Linked DNA regions of Homo sapiens: regions 1 and 2 are each linked to region 3. Evidence: chromatin contacts called from ENCODE Hi-C or POLR2A ChIA-PET data. All regions are on one chromosome and are shown on one strand. The core of a region is the stretch at or near the end of the contact, and the rest is flanking DNA. Distances in the headings are between cores, read along the strand shown.

The links. A loop is a pair of places that touch in the nucleus more often than their neighbours do. ChIA-PET counts read pairs that join two places held with the same protein, here RNA polymerase II (POLR2A). Pooled maps may share reads with other maps.
Region 1: a loop to region 3 is called in a map of CD4-positive, alpha-beta T cell, with 3 times the contacts of the local background. The contact joins the promoter of MAPRE2 here to the promoter of GALNT1 in region 3. A Hi-C loop is called at or near these places in 5 of 168 maps with a recorded cell type or tissue (B cell, CD4-positive, alpha-beta T cell, CD8-positive, alpha-beta T cell and 1 more), 24 of 37 single-sample maps with no recorded cell type and 15 of 50 pooled maps. POLR2A ChIA-PET finds 5 or more read pairs at or near these places in 1 of 52 experiments (OCI-LY7).
Region 2: a loop to region 3 is called in a pooled map, with 3 times the contacts of the local background. The contact joins the enhancer-like site here to the promoter of GALNT1 in region 3. A Hi-C loop is called at or near these places in 1 of 50 pooled maps. POLR2A ChIA-PET finds 5 or more read pairs at or near these places in 2 of 52 experiments (WTC11 and activated CD4-positive, alpha-beta T cell).

What each region holds. Positions count from the first base shown.
Region 1 is chr18:35,039,837-35,043,989 of GRCh38, reverse strand. MAPRE2 (microtubule associated protein RP/EB family member 2) reads right to left here and starts at 2,577. Exons shown (of 7, transcript NM_014268.4): 1 at 2,329-2,577. The coding sequence starts at 2,450. RefSeq lists an enhancer at 2,468-2,617.
Region 2 is chr18:36,147,434-36,151,285 of GRCh38, reverse strand. The region is part of intron 11 of ELP2 (elongator acetyltransferase complex subunit 2); the gene reads right to left. Among named protein-coding and RNA genes, the nearest start is that of ELP2, 19 kb to the right of the region's middle. Within about 2 kb of position 1,250, at least 3 of the 41 ENCODE cell types and tissues checked have a DNase peak (open chromatin) inside an H3K27ac peak, as active enhancers do.
Region 3 is chr18:35,578,766-35,583,006 of GRCh38, reverse strand. GALNT1 (polypeptide N-acetylgalactosaminyltransferase 1) reads right to left here and starts at 1,267. Exons shown (of 12, transcript NM_020474.4): 1 at 1,145-1,267. RefSeq lists a silencer at 1,526-2,225.

The DNA.
Region 1 (4,153 bases), core at 1,328-3,827, 540 kb after region 3:
TTTCCTCAGCAATTAAATGGCTATAATATTCCAGTCTTGGGATGCCAAAATAATGATGGAATGCTTCCTGGATAGAAAAATGTGTCACATTTTTCCTTTTCCTATGCCCCTCCAAAAAAATAAGTGGTAATTATTACACTGGACATCCACTTTGAAAGAAAAACAGAAGAAGAAAAACATCGAATGTGTCTGTCTCCATGTGCACCCTTTGTATAACACAAGACAAATGCAATTTGAGAGGCTTCCTTCTTCATTTAGCCTATGACACCTCTCGCTATATCATCCAGTAATCCTATTATATCAAATACAAATGCAGTGATGCTCTTAGGGACTTAAGAATTTGTTCAGTAAGATCTTTATTAAAATTCAGTTTTGTTTTTTACATAATTTTGAATGCCATTATAGGGACTCAGAAAGCAAACTGCAAATAATTTAGGAAACGCAAATAATAGCCTGGGTTGAATTAAAGAGGTAAATAAAATTTCATTTTAAAGCAATAATCTGTCACCAAAACGTAACATTTAACCTTTCTGTCAAATGATTTTCCACTGCCGTTTCAAGTTAGTTTACATGAGTAATAAAACCCAACCAGGCAACTTCCTTTGGCCCGTGGGGTAAAATTCGAATTCTGTCTTAAAAGCAACTGCTACCTACACAGCAGGGATTAAATCATTTAGAAAATGAAGGCTTCAAATTTATTTTCTACAAAAAAAGTTCAAACTAGTGAGATTTAAAATCACTTCAAGTTTTTTGTTTTTAAATTCTATTTTTAGGCTTTGGGATGGTCACAGAGGAAAAAGGTGGAGGAGTAAGAGGAGAAGAGGCCCAAATTTCCAATCACAGGGTCTCTGAAAGGATATCTCCAGAAGTTGTGGAGGAATTTTGATTTACATTAAGTGAATAACAAGCACTTGAAATCTGTAAGAATGCCATATCAACACATTAGTTGGAACCATAAGGCATGAGATTTTGGTGACCTCATGGGCACAGCCAAAATTAACTCCAAGTATTTATGTAACTGCCAGAGATGACAGGGCAAAGGTTGCTTATAATTTTTTTTTTTTTGAGTCAACAAATACTGCATTTCTTTGGCCAAAGAGAAAGGAAGTAGGGTACTTTCTGGTTCTATTTTGTGATATGCAACATTTACACACACAATATTCTACCCATAATACCATCTGAATGTTTAGATGACGGCTCTAAAAAGGAAAAAAAGAGTTATTTCCTGTTGCTCATCAGCTGAGAGGATGCGCTTTAGAGGTATGTGTGCTCTGCCTCAAAGCAAAAGCATTGTTAGCGTTTATCAAGGTAACATTTAAAAATAACTACCCCAGTACAAAAGAACTTCAGAGGAAATATGACCGAAGCTATCAGTCTCCCTTCAAGTCTGGCCTTGAGCTGCATAAGACTCTAGCTGCATTCTCCATTACATTGTTATCCTTATCAAACAATGCAAACAATTTTAATGAGCTTATCTACTGGAACATATTGCCAGATATGTTAATGTAAAAATGATGCCAACCGTACAGGCCAACTCATTAATCAAAAGGCTCACAATACAATGACCAAGATCAGTCCCATCCTCAAAACAGACCTCAGCAAAAGACCAGGAATCACCTTCCTACTGTAAATAAGAAGGAAAGGCTCCCCCACCCAAGCGGTGGCCATAAACTCCTTAGAAAATGCATAACAGCGCCCAGTTTTTTTCAAGTCCTTTGCAGTCCAGTCTCTTTCTAATAAACCTAGGGTTCTATGGAGAAAATTTTGGTGAATGTCTGACACTATCACCTCTGCTGTCAATCCCTGCACCAATCAGCGAGCAGAATTCTTACAAAGCTCCATCAATCTGGCGGTTTAACATCACAGACTGCAGCTTAATCTAGAGGATTCCATCTTTCCTGCACACTCTCCAGGTTAAGCGCAAACGTTTTTCTCCCCACCCTCCCGTTTTCTGCCTTTTGGCACTGCTACCTAATGGCTCCTTTAAAATCTAAAAGGGAAGGAGGAAAGGAAGTGCTACTGCCTGTCTCCCTTTGGACAGCGGGGGAAAACAGCATGCATTTTTATCAGTGTGGAAGGAAAGAGATGGAGGGAGACCCCTCGAAGGCAGCAAACCTATTCACAAAATGCTTTCCATCTGCAGTCGCGGAGCCTCAATGCAAACCCAACATGACACATGGAAACAGATACCAAATAATCACAACCGCCTTCACAAATGCATGCCTGCAGCAGGGGTCGCAGGCAGTGTCTGCTCCATTATATAACGGGCTGGATTTCCGCGCGCCCTCACGGCGGTCCCCGGCGCTGCTCTCGTGCCAGCCCCATTACCTGTAGGAACGCTCCCCGCGCACTGTGTGCTTCCGGAAAGGAATGATGGTCCCGTTATTATCCTGGATGATGTCGTTGTTGTTCTCGCCATTTGGGGACAGGGTTTGGGTCGGCCCAGGCATTGGCGCACTCCCGAGAAGGGGAACAAACCGCTGTGGGCTGGCTGGTGAGGAAGGTGGCTGCGTCTTCCCGCTCGCTCGCCTGCTCCGCACGGACCGTGCCTGCCGCCTGCTCGCTCACTGCCTTCTCCCAGCTCTCGCTCGCGCCCCGCCCTCCTGCGGCCCCGCCCTCTGGCAGCTGACGTCAGAGCGCCGGCAGCAGCACCCTGGTCACGTGGCCAGCCTGTTGCCATGGCAACCCGCTAACTCATCACCTCGCCTCAATTCGCACAGGGTCGCGGCGTGACCACGCCAGCAGCTCCAGGCAGGCACCGGGGCAGGCCTACATCTGGCATGTAAAACCCCAGGCCACCCTGCAGCCCCCCTCGCAGACTCGCCTTGTCTGAAAACCAGCTCTTCCTCTAACCATTTCCTTTCCGACCCGTGCTGCCACTGCAGCTGTGTACACAAAAGAACGATTCATGCAAAGGGGTGTGGGAGACCCTTTAACTCCTTCAATACCAAGTTTTTATGCCATGACAATTAAACTTGGTCAGGTTTCAGAAAAACCTAAAAAGGACCTGGTGGCCAGCTTGTAGAAAAGGTATCAGACTAAGGTTAAAATTTCTGCCTTTCTCCCTTTCTCCAAATAGCAGCAACCATCTCCCCAAAAACAAGCCAAAAAGCTAAAAACCTACAAGGAAGCTGTATTTCCTTCTAATCAATGTAGCCTTTAATAATGTGAGGATTAAAGATGGCAAATTAAGAGATCATCTGTACAAAGGAATCCCCAAAGAGGGTTTTTCTTTTAAAAAAAGATAACCACCATTTTACCAGTTACCCAAAACCCTCCAATTCAAATTCTTTATGCTGCCTCCTGATACAGATCATTAATTCATTGACATTTATTCTATTTCCATTTGAATTACAAAAGTGATCACCTCACTTAGTATTTGAAAGTGCTTAACATTCAAGCTGTTCTATATCCTTGCAATACCGCTTTCAAATATATTGGCTATGTGACAGATACTATTATTATTCCCATTTTAAAGATGAGTAAACTAGTAAGATTAAGTAAACTGCTTAAGGTCACACAGCTAGGAGTGGTGAACTGGAGCTTCCAAGTGACATGGTTTTATCAATGTGACTGGACAGTAATGATCTGTAATGTGAGCTCAATAAATATTATAAATCAAGGTAAGAATCAAGTACTTCCAAGATGACTGTTGTGAAAAGATAACTGTGAACAGAATTGCTAGCACTGTGCAGTCTACGGATTAGATTATAAACTGAAAAGACCCTGCATATGTTCAGTACTGTCCTCCAGAGAGGAGAGATTTTTTTTTTATTATTATTTTTTAGAGGCAGAGTCTCGCTCTGTCACCCAGGCTGGAGTGCAGTGGCGCAATCTCAGCTCACTGCAACCTCCGCCTCCTGGGTTCTAGTAATTCTCCTGCCTCAGCCTCCTGAGTAGGTGGGATAACAGGCGCACGCCGCCACACCCAGCTAATTTTTGTATTTTAGTAGAGACAGGGTTTCACCGAGTTGCTCAGGCTGGTCTTGAACTCCTGAGCTCAGGCAGTCCACCCGCCCCAAAGTGCTAGGATTACAGGCATGAGCCACCACGCCCAGCCAGGAGAGATTTTGAAGGATTCTTTGCTTATCAGCAGTGGTCTCTGACCTTTTATAGGGTGAAAAGGGAAGAATTGGGGTGTAAAAGATACAGC
Region 2 (3,852 bases), core at 1-2,500, 570 kb before region 3:
CATGGTGAAACCCCGTCTCTACAAAAAATAGAAATTAGCCGGGCATGGCGGTGCCTGCCTGTAGTCTCAGCTACTCGGGAGGTGGAGGTGGGAGGATCGATTGAGCCCAGGAGGTCAAGACTGCAGTCAGCCATGACTGCACAACTGTACCCCAGCCTGAGCAACAGAGTGAGACACTGTCTCAAAAAAAGAGAAAAAAAAAAAAAAGCTGGAAGGCAGAGACTACAGTGAAAAATCTGATCTGGCGTGGGGCAATAGGGGGGGAAACTACTGACAAAAGGGCTGGAGTCCTTTGGCTCAACCCTTGGCAGCAAGGGACCCAAAGCTTTTTGTACAAGAAAGGGTAAAATGGTCTGGGGGTGAAGTTCCTGAAAACAGAACATAAAAATCTAAGGGTTAATAGGATTATGAAAGTTGGCATATTTGAACACACTTCATATGAAGTGGTTGCATCTCTTTTACCTGATTGTATCATGGGGCTGAACATTGTGTCTGATTGGGGAATGTTTCCCCTACCTGGTACTGTAAAACAGAAAGCATGTAAATCTGACCTTCAAGCAATATTAACTGGATATGCTAAATGGGAACCAGCAGAATTGCCTGAACCACACAATGCAGGGTAGAAGCTAGAGTGCTGGGAAGGATAAATTCTCCACTTCATCACCCTCTGTGAAACAGCTCCTCGAGCTTATGGCTAAAGCTTCTGAGTAGCTCCCAGCAACAACTACTGGGGTTTGGACTAGAGTATTTCCACTTGAGGGGCATTTACTGTCTTGCTATGAAACATTAGCTGAAGCTATCCCTATGACACCTGAAACACCCATACTGTCTCCAGTGATGTCAGAGAAACATTCTAATGGGGATGGCAGTGTCCGGAAGAGTTCCATAATAAAACGGAAATGCTTTATACTACCTGGAGAATGGAAGGAGGAGATACCCTTGAGCAAGGAGTTTCTTTTCCCCTAGAACTGACACTGGAACTGTGTGAAAAACTGCTGGATTCTGCAGTGTCAGATGAACAGCTCTCAAGAGCTGCTGGGTTAGTAGATGGCAATTCCAAGGCACATAATGCCAGAAAGAACTGCTCTGTTTGTCAGCAACAGAGACTGCTGATGGCTACAGGGCAGACTCTGGTGGGAAGGCCCTGAACATGGCTGGCAAGTAAGACTGATGCTAGTAGACCTGGGGAGCTATAAATGGGTCTTGACAGGAACTGAAACTGACTGTGTAGTAGGTTTTGCTTATCAAATGAAAGATGAAAATGCTCAACATGCCATAAAAAAACCAGAACAGAAGATATTAAATAGATCTGGATGGCCGACCATCATTTCTTCAGACCAAAGATACACTGTACAGCTCATAATGTCCAACAATGGGTAGAGATATCTCCTCCTTAGAGTCACAGTTTGACAGAGAAGTAGAAATGGACGATTGAAACATCGGTTGTCTAAAATAAGGGGAGATAAAAGCATGAAGGGCTGGCTTACACACCTTCATGAGTGTGTACTCACACTCAACATGAGTGGAACTTGAGTGTCCCTGCTAGATTTTTTGTTTTTCTTGTTGATATGGGGAAGGGGGTTGGGGAGGATGCTGGTATGACTATGCGGTTCTTACCAAAGGAGGAATACACTGGTAAAATGACTATATTTTTTTTCTTTCTTCCCCAAATCGCCTCAAAAAAATTTTTTTTTTAATTTATTTTTTCTCCTCTACCTGATGCAGTGGTCCAGGACCAGGCCTGCAACAACAAGTACTGGAACAGCAGGGATGATTTCTAAGCAAAAAAAAAAAAAACAAAACAAAACAAAAAACCCTGCAACTATGTTTCTAAGTCTTGTATCAAAATTCCTAAGGCATGACGGGAATGGGTTGTACGGTTGTACCTTCACCCCATCTAGCAAAATTAGGGCTAATGGTGAAAACAGCTACATTGCCTGGTGGTAAAAATAGCTCACTAGTTCTGCACCTACCTAACCTTATCCTGTCTGAACGTAGTAGACTGAGGAGCTACTTGCTTGACTTGTATTACTGCCAGCAATCTAGATCAACACAATGGCAATTCTAATGTGCCTTTCAAAGATGAAAAGCTTTGGGTATTAATGGAGAGAAGGAGAAATAGCAGCTGAGAGTAAAGAAATGAATAAATGGGTCATTGAGGAAAATTCAATATCACATTAACAACTCATAAGAGTCTCAAGAGCAAGAGATGACATTGTCTCTTAGCTTAATTATCCCAGATGCCTGAAAAAGTGAAGTTGTATATAATATTGACTGAGGCTACTCCTTCTGAAACCTGACAAGATTGAAGGAAATCTGCAAACCTGAGTGGCCTCAGCCTGGGAGACATTCATACAGTATGATGGACTGGACTAATTATTGACTGTGTGTGCATACACATTTTTTTTTTGAGACAGGGTCTTGGTCTATCACCCAGGCTGGAATGCAGTGGTGTAACCATGGCTCACTGCAGCCTCAACTTCCCAGGCTCACACAATCCTCCTGCGTCAGCTTCCCAAGTAGCTGCGACCACAGGCGCCTGCAACGATACCCAGGGCTGCAAGCCCATGGCTAATTTTTAAAATTATTGGTACAGACAGGGTCTCCCTATGTTGCCCAGGCTGGCCTCAAGCTCCTGGGCTCAAATAATCCTCCCGCCTTGGCCTCCCAAAGTGCTGGGATTACCAGCATGAGCCATCACACCCAGCCTATATTTTTTGATGTAAAGGATCCCTGGCCTGAGGGATCCATGGCCTGAGGTGTTAAGTACACTGGTTTTCTCTGACAAAACTTCCTGGCTCAAAACTCCCATAGCCCTTGTTACAGTCTTCACCTACAAAATTGGGTATATTAGGCTTCAGGGTCAGGCCTCTAATCTTCCCCACCTGTTTGACTGTGTGTCTTAAACCCGACCAGCTGGGCGCAGTGGGTCACACCTGTAATCTCAGCACTCTGGGAGGCCGAGGTGGGCAGATCACGAGGTGCTAAAACCATGAAGCCCCGTCTCTACTAAAAATACAAAAAATTAGCCAGGTGTGGTGGCAGGCACCTGTAGTCCCAGCTACTCAGGAGGCTGAGGCAGGAGAATGGTGTGAACTCGGGAGGCGGAGCTTGCAGTGAGCCGAGATAGCGCCACTGCACTCCAGCCTGGGTGACAGAGTGAGACTCCATCTCAAAAAAAAAAAAACAAAAACCTGACCATGAGAGGGTTCCACCCTGGGGGAAAAAATGCTGACGTCATGAAGCTGCCATAAAAACCAAAGACGACACAGTTCAGGGAGCTTCGGAGCTTCCGAATAGCTAAGCACATGGAGGTTCCTGGAGGGCGGCACAGCCAGGGAGGGCATGGGAGCTTGGCACCCCTTCTCCCATACCTCACCCTACACGTCTCTGCTTCTGTTTCCTTTGCAATATACTTTATAAAAAAAAGTAAGTGTTAATAAAAAACACAACAATAATAATAAAATAAAATACACTTACATAGCATCCAGTATGTGCCAGGCCTTGTTTTGCATATCATATAAATGTTAACTCATTTAAGCCTCATAAAAACCCTGCCAGTAGACCAGGTGCGGTGGCTCACGCCTGTAATCCCAGCACTTTGGGAGGCTGAGGCGGGGGGAGGGGCAGAATCACCTGAGGTCAGGAGTTCGAGACCAGGCTGGCCAACATGGTGAAACCCCGTCTCTAATAAAAATACAAAATTAGCCAGATATGGTGGTAGGCACCTGTAATCCCAGCCACTCAGGAGGCTGAGGCAGAAGAATCACTTGAACCCGGAAGGTGGAGGTTGCAGTGAGCCGAGATCACACCACTGCACTCCAACCTGGGCCAAAAGAGCAAAACTCGGTC
Region 3 (4,241 bases), core at 18-2,517:
GACCAGGGCTGTTCAACTGTAGCAAAGAACCACATTTAGCTATGGAACACTTGAAATGTGGCTACTGTGACCGAGGAGCTGAATTTTTAAAATTTAATTTTAATAGTCACATGTGGTTAGTGGCTCCCACGCTGGACAGTCCAGGTCTGGACACAGATGTGATGTAAAGAGGACTGGACTAACAAGGTCTAGGTTTGAATCCCAACTCTGCTGCTCAGATTGTGACCTGAAAAGTTGCAACTTCTTAGGGCCTTCACTATTTCATCTGTGAAATGACAAGACCTCCTAACTCTCAGCGTTCTTGACACGATTATAAAGCAATGTATTAAACATAAGATATGATCAAAGTGACATTCTCTGCCCTCCAGAAACAGTTCAGAAAGACTACTTTGCCTATTGCCCACTTGACCAAAAAAATGCCAAGTGAGTTTGGTAGACGGGTTGGTTAGCTCAGTGGCTTTGAGAATGAGGACAAGGTCACAAATCTGGGGAGTAAGGGAACCTCATCTAGCAAGGCTGACCAGATAAGAGAAGCAATGACAATGCAAATCATCCCAATTCCTGGTAAATGCTTAAATGGGCAACGTATTGATTATGGATGAGTAAATGACATCTCATTCATTCATTCTTCCAGGAAAAGCGGAAAAGCTACTACATTACCTAAAGCCCGCTACTTCCCAACCACAAACATTTGCTAATTTAGGTCCGGGTCCTCCTCGGGGGCAGCGGGCCGGGAAGCCCCCTCCCCCGCTGCCGGCGTGTCTTCCCCTCCCCCGTGGCGCCGCGAGGGTCAGGCTGGCACCGCGGTTGCAAGTACCACACGGCCGAACCCAGAAGCCATATTTAGCTTTATTTTTGTCAATAAAACAAACTTCCGTCTTCTAAAGAAAAACGGTTCTAACTCAATGTCAAACTAGGACGGAAACTCGCTGCTCGCCAAAGCTGCCAACCAGAGACGCCGCGTGTCCAACGGCACCGGGGTCCCAGACCCGAACCCGCGCCGAGCGTGCCCGCGCCCCGGCCCCAGGCAGCGCCGGCCACAAAGGGACCGGGGACGCGGCCGCGGCGGGGCCTCTTTCTCCACCTCCGACCCGCGCGCAGCGCTGCGGCTCCGGGACTGCCCAGCCGCGGGCGATACACTCACCTCGCTAGGCGCGCGGCGGCGGCGGCGGCAGGCGTCCTCCGGGCCGGCCGCGGCGGTCGCGGCCGGTCCCGCGGCCAGCGCGCTACTCTCGGGCCGCCGTCCGCCGCGCGCTCCTCGGCCACTGCCGGCGGCTCCCCCGGCGGGCGGGCGGGTCCGGCCGGGCCCCGCTCCGCCGCGCCCGCCCCCGCCTCCGCGCCCGGCTCGGGTCGGCGGCTACTCCGGGCGCCCCGCTCGCGGGCTCGGGCGGCGCTACTCCGGGCCGCCCCGCATGCGCGCCGCCTGCCCGCTCACTTGGGGCTCGTCGCGCGGCGGGCGCCGCAGGGCGCCCGCAGGCGCTCGGGCGCGGTCCTCCCTGCGCTGCGTGCTCGGCGGCAGCGGCGGCGGCGGCCCGTGCGGCTGCGCGGGGGAGGCGGGGGCGCCGGCGCTCACCCGGATGCGCGCCCCCTCCGCTGCGGCGAGCCCACCGCGGGGCCGCGACGCTCCCCTCGGGCTCGGGACTCCGGGGTCGGGCGCGGCGCCCCTCCCGGACCGACCGCCCAGTCCCGGCCCCCGCTCACACGGCTACGGGCAGGGCCGGGCCAGGCCGAGAGGTGCCCCCGACCCTGGGTCGGGACAAAGAGGCTGCCGCAGCAAGTTAAAGACAACTCGGGCTGTTGCGCGTCGAGCAGGTCACGGGGTGGGAGGAGATGGAGGAGCCCTCACAGCGGATCGGCTCCCGGGCCGAGCGCGGGGCCGCCCCAACCCGGTCGGCTGCCTGAGGCGGCCGCGAGCGCGGGAGCTGGAGCGCTGTCAGCCGCGCTGAGCCTGCGCCTGGCGACCGCGATGCAGGAGGCCCGGGACTGAGGGAGGACGGCGAGAGCGGAGGCCCGCGACCCGCACCGCCGGGGCAGGCACCCGGGTCTCGGGGGCAGCAACGCCGGGGCCCTTGCAGAACGGGGACTGTTTGGGGAAGTGGCTCCCGCACAGTGCCCGGAGAGGGGCCCTCCCTCTGTGCCCCCTTGGGAAACACTGCTTGGTACAATTCCAATACCCAGCTGTACCCTGCCCTGAAGATAGAAGACAAAACCCTGGCTCTGTCACTCACGCGAGGCATAACCAACCATTCTTTTAATAAATTAATTTTCTACTTAAATAATTCAGAGGTTTGTGTCTTATTGCTTGCCAACCAAGAGCTGCAATAAGAGATTACTTAATATTTAAGTGGTCCCACTTTTAAATTTATATTACCTCTCACATAACCAAAAGGCTGTCCGAAAAAAAAAAAAAAAAACCTGAAGATTATCTCTGGAATTTTAGTATCCTGTTTTTGCTTGTCTACATCTTCCAAGTATTCTAAAATAAAAGTTAAAAGTTACTATTTTAAAAGTACTTATATAATATTTTGAAACAAAGTCAATCATGACTAGCCTGTTACTGTTCCACAAGGAAACTTCACTTTGGAATAAAGTTGTCATCGTTAAAAAATACTCTTATCTTGGGAGAAAAGATTGGCAAATCATATATCTGTTAAAGGACTTGTAGCCAGAATGTATGAAGAACTCTTACAACTCAGTAATAAGACTAATAGTCCAATTTTAAATGGGCAAAACAATTGAATAGACGTTTTACCAAAGATATTTAAATGATCAACAATTACATAAAAAGGTGTTCAACATCATTAGTTAATAGGGAAATGCAAATTAGAAGCACAACAAGGAAGTTCTTGACACCCACTACACTGGCTGTAGTACAAAAGACAGACAGACAATAGCAGTGTTGGTGAAGAGATGGAGAAATTAGAACCCTCATACGTTGCCTATGGAAATGTAAAATGGTGCAGCCACTTTGGAAAACAGTTTTCCAGGTTTTTTAAAAAGTTACACATGAAGTATTCTATCACCCAACAATTCCACTCCTAGGCGTATGCCTGAGAGAACTGAAGATAAATTCATACAGTAACTTGTACATGAATATTAATAACAGTGTTATTCATGATAGCCAAGAAGTAGAAACAGTCCAAATGTCCAGAAACTGCTGCGTGGATAAAATGCAGTATATGCCATACAGTGGACTACTACTCAGTAAAAGGAACGAAGTAGTCATAGAAGATACAACATAGAGGAACCTCAAAAACGATAAGCTAAGTGGAAGAAGCTAGATGTGTAAGAGCCTGTATTGTAGGATCTATTTACAGCCATGCCCCGGTCAATGATGGGTCACCTGTACAATGGTGGTCCCATAAGATTATATGCAGCTGAAAAGTTACTATCACCAAGTGAGGTAGCCTTCATAATGTCGTTGGGCAATGGGTTACCTTTTCTGTGTTTAGATACACAAATACCATTGTGTTAACAATTGCCTGCGGTATTCAGTACAGTCCCATGCTGTACAGGTCTGTAGCCTAGGAGCAATAAGCTGTACCATGTAGCCTAGGTGTGTAGTAGGCTATACCATCTAGGTTTGTGAGTATACTGTATGATATTCTCACAATGACAGAATTGCCTAACAATGCATTTCCCAAAACATACCCCTGTCATTAAGTGACACATTGACTATGTAAGATATCTAGAAAAGGCAAATCGATACAGATAATCAGTGGTCTAGAGCTGGGGGTAGATATGGGGAATGACTGCAAAGGGGCACAAGAGATCTCTTTGCAGTGATATAAATGTTCTAAAATTGGATTGTGGTAATGGTTGTAGATTTACGAAAACTACCTGAACTGTGCACTTGAAATGTGGATTTTATGGTATGTGCAATTACCTCAATAAAGCAATTAAAAAAAAAGATAACTGTGTACCATTAAATAGCGCAGGAAAATAGTACCTTTTTAATCTGCTTGCAACAAGTTCTTTGCAATGAAAACTACCTGTAAGACAAATGAAAAATTGTGTGCTGTTTGCACATAATTCTACCGTGTAATCAAATGCACTTTTCACAACTGTTTTTATAACCAAGCACATTTACCCTTCAACAATCCAAGTCTACTCCTATTCATTCCAAAATGTGTCTTCACTGTACCTGCTAACAGAACAGAAAATGGGGTAGAAAAGGGTAAGCATATTTGAGAGCAGGAAAAAACTAGATTCTTTACAACAAAGTCAAGATTTGCCAAGAA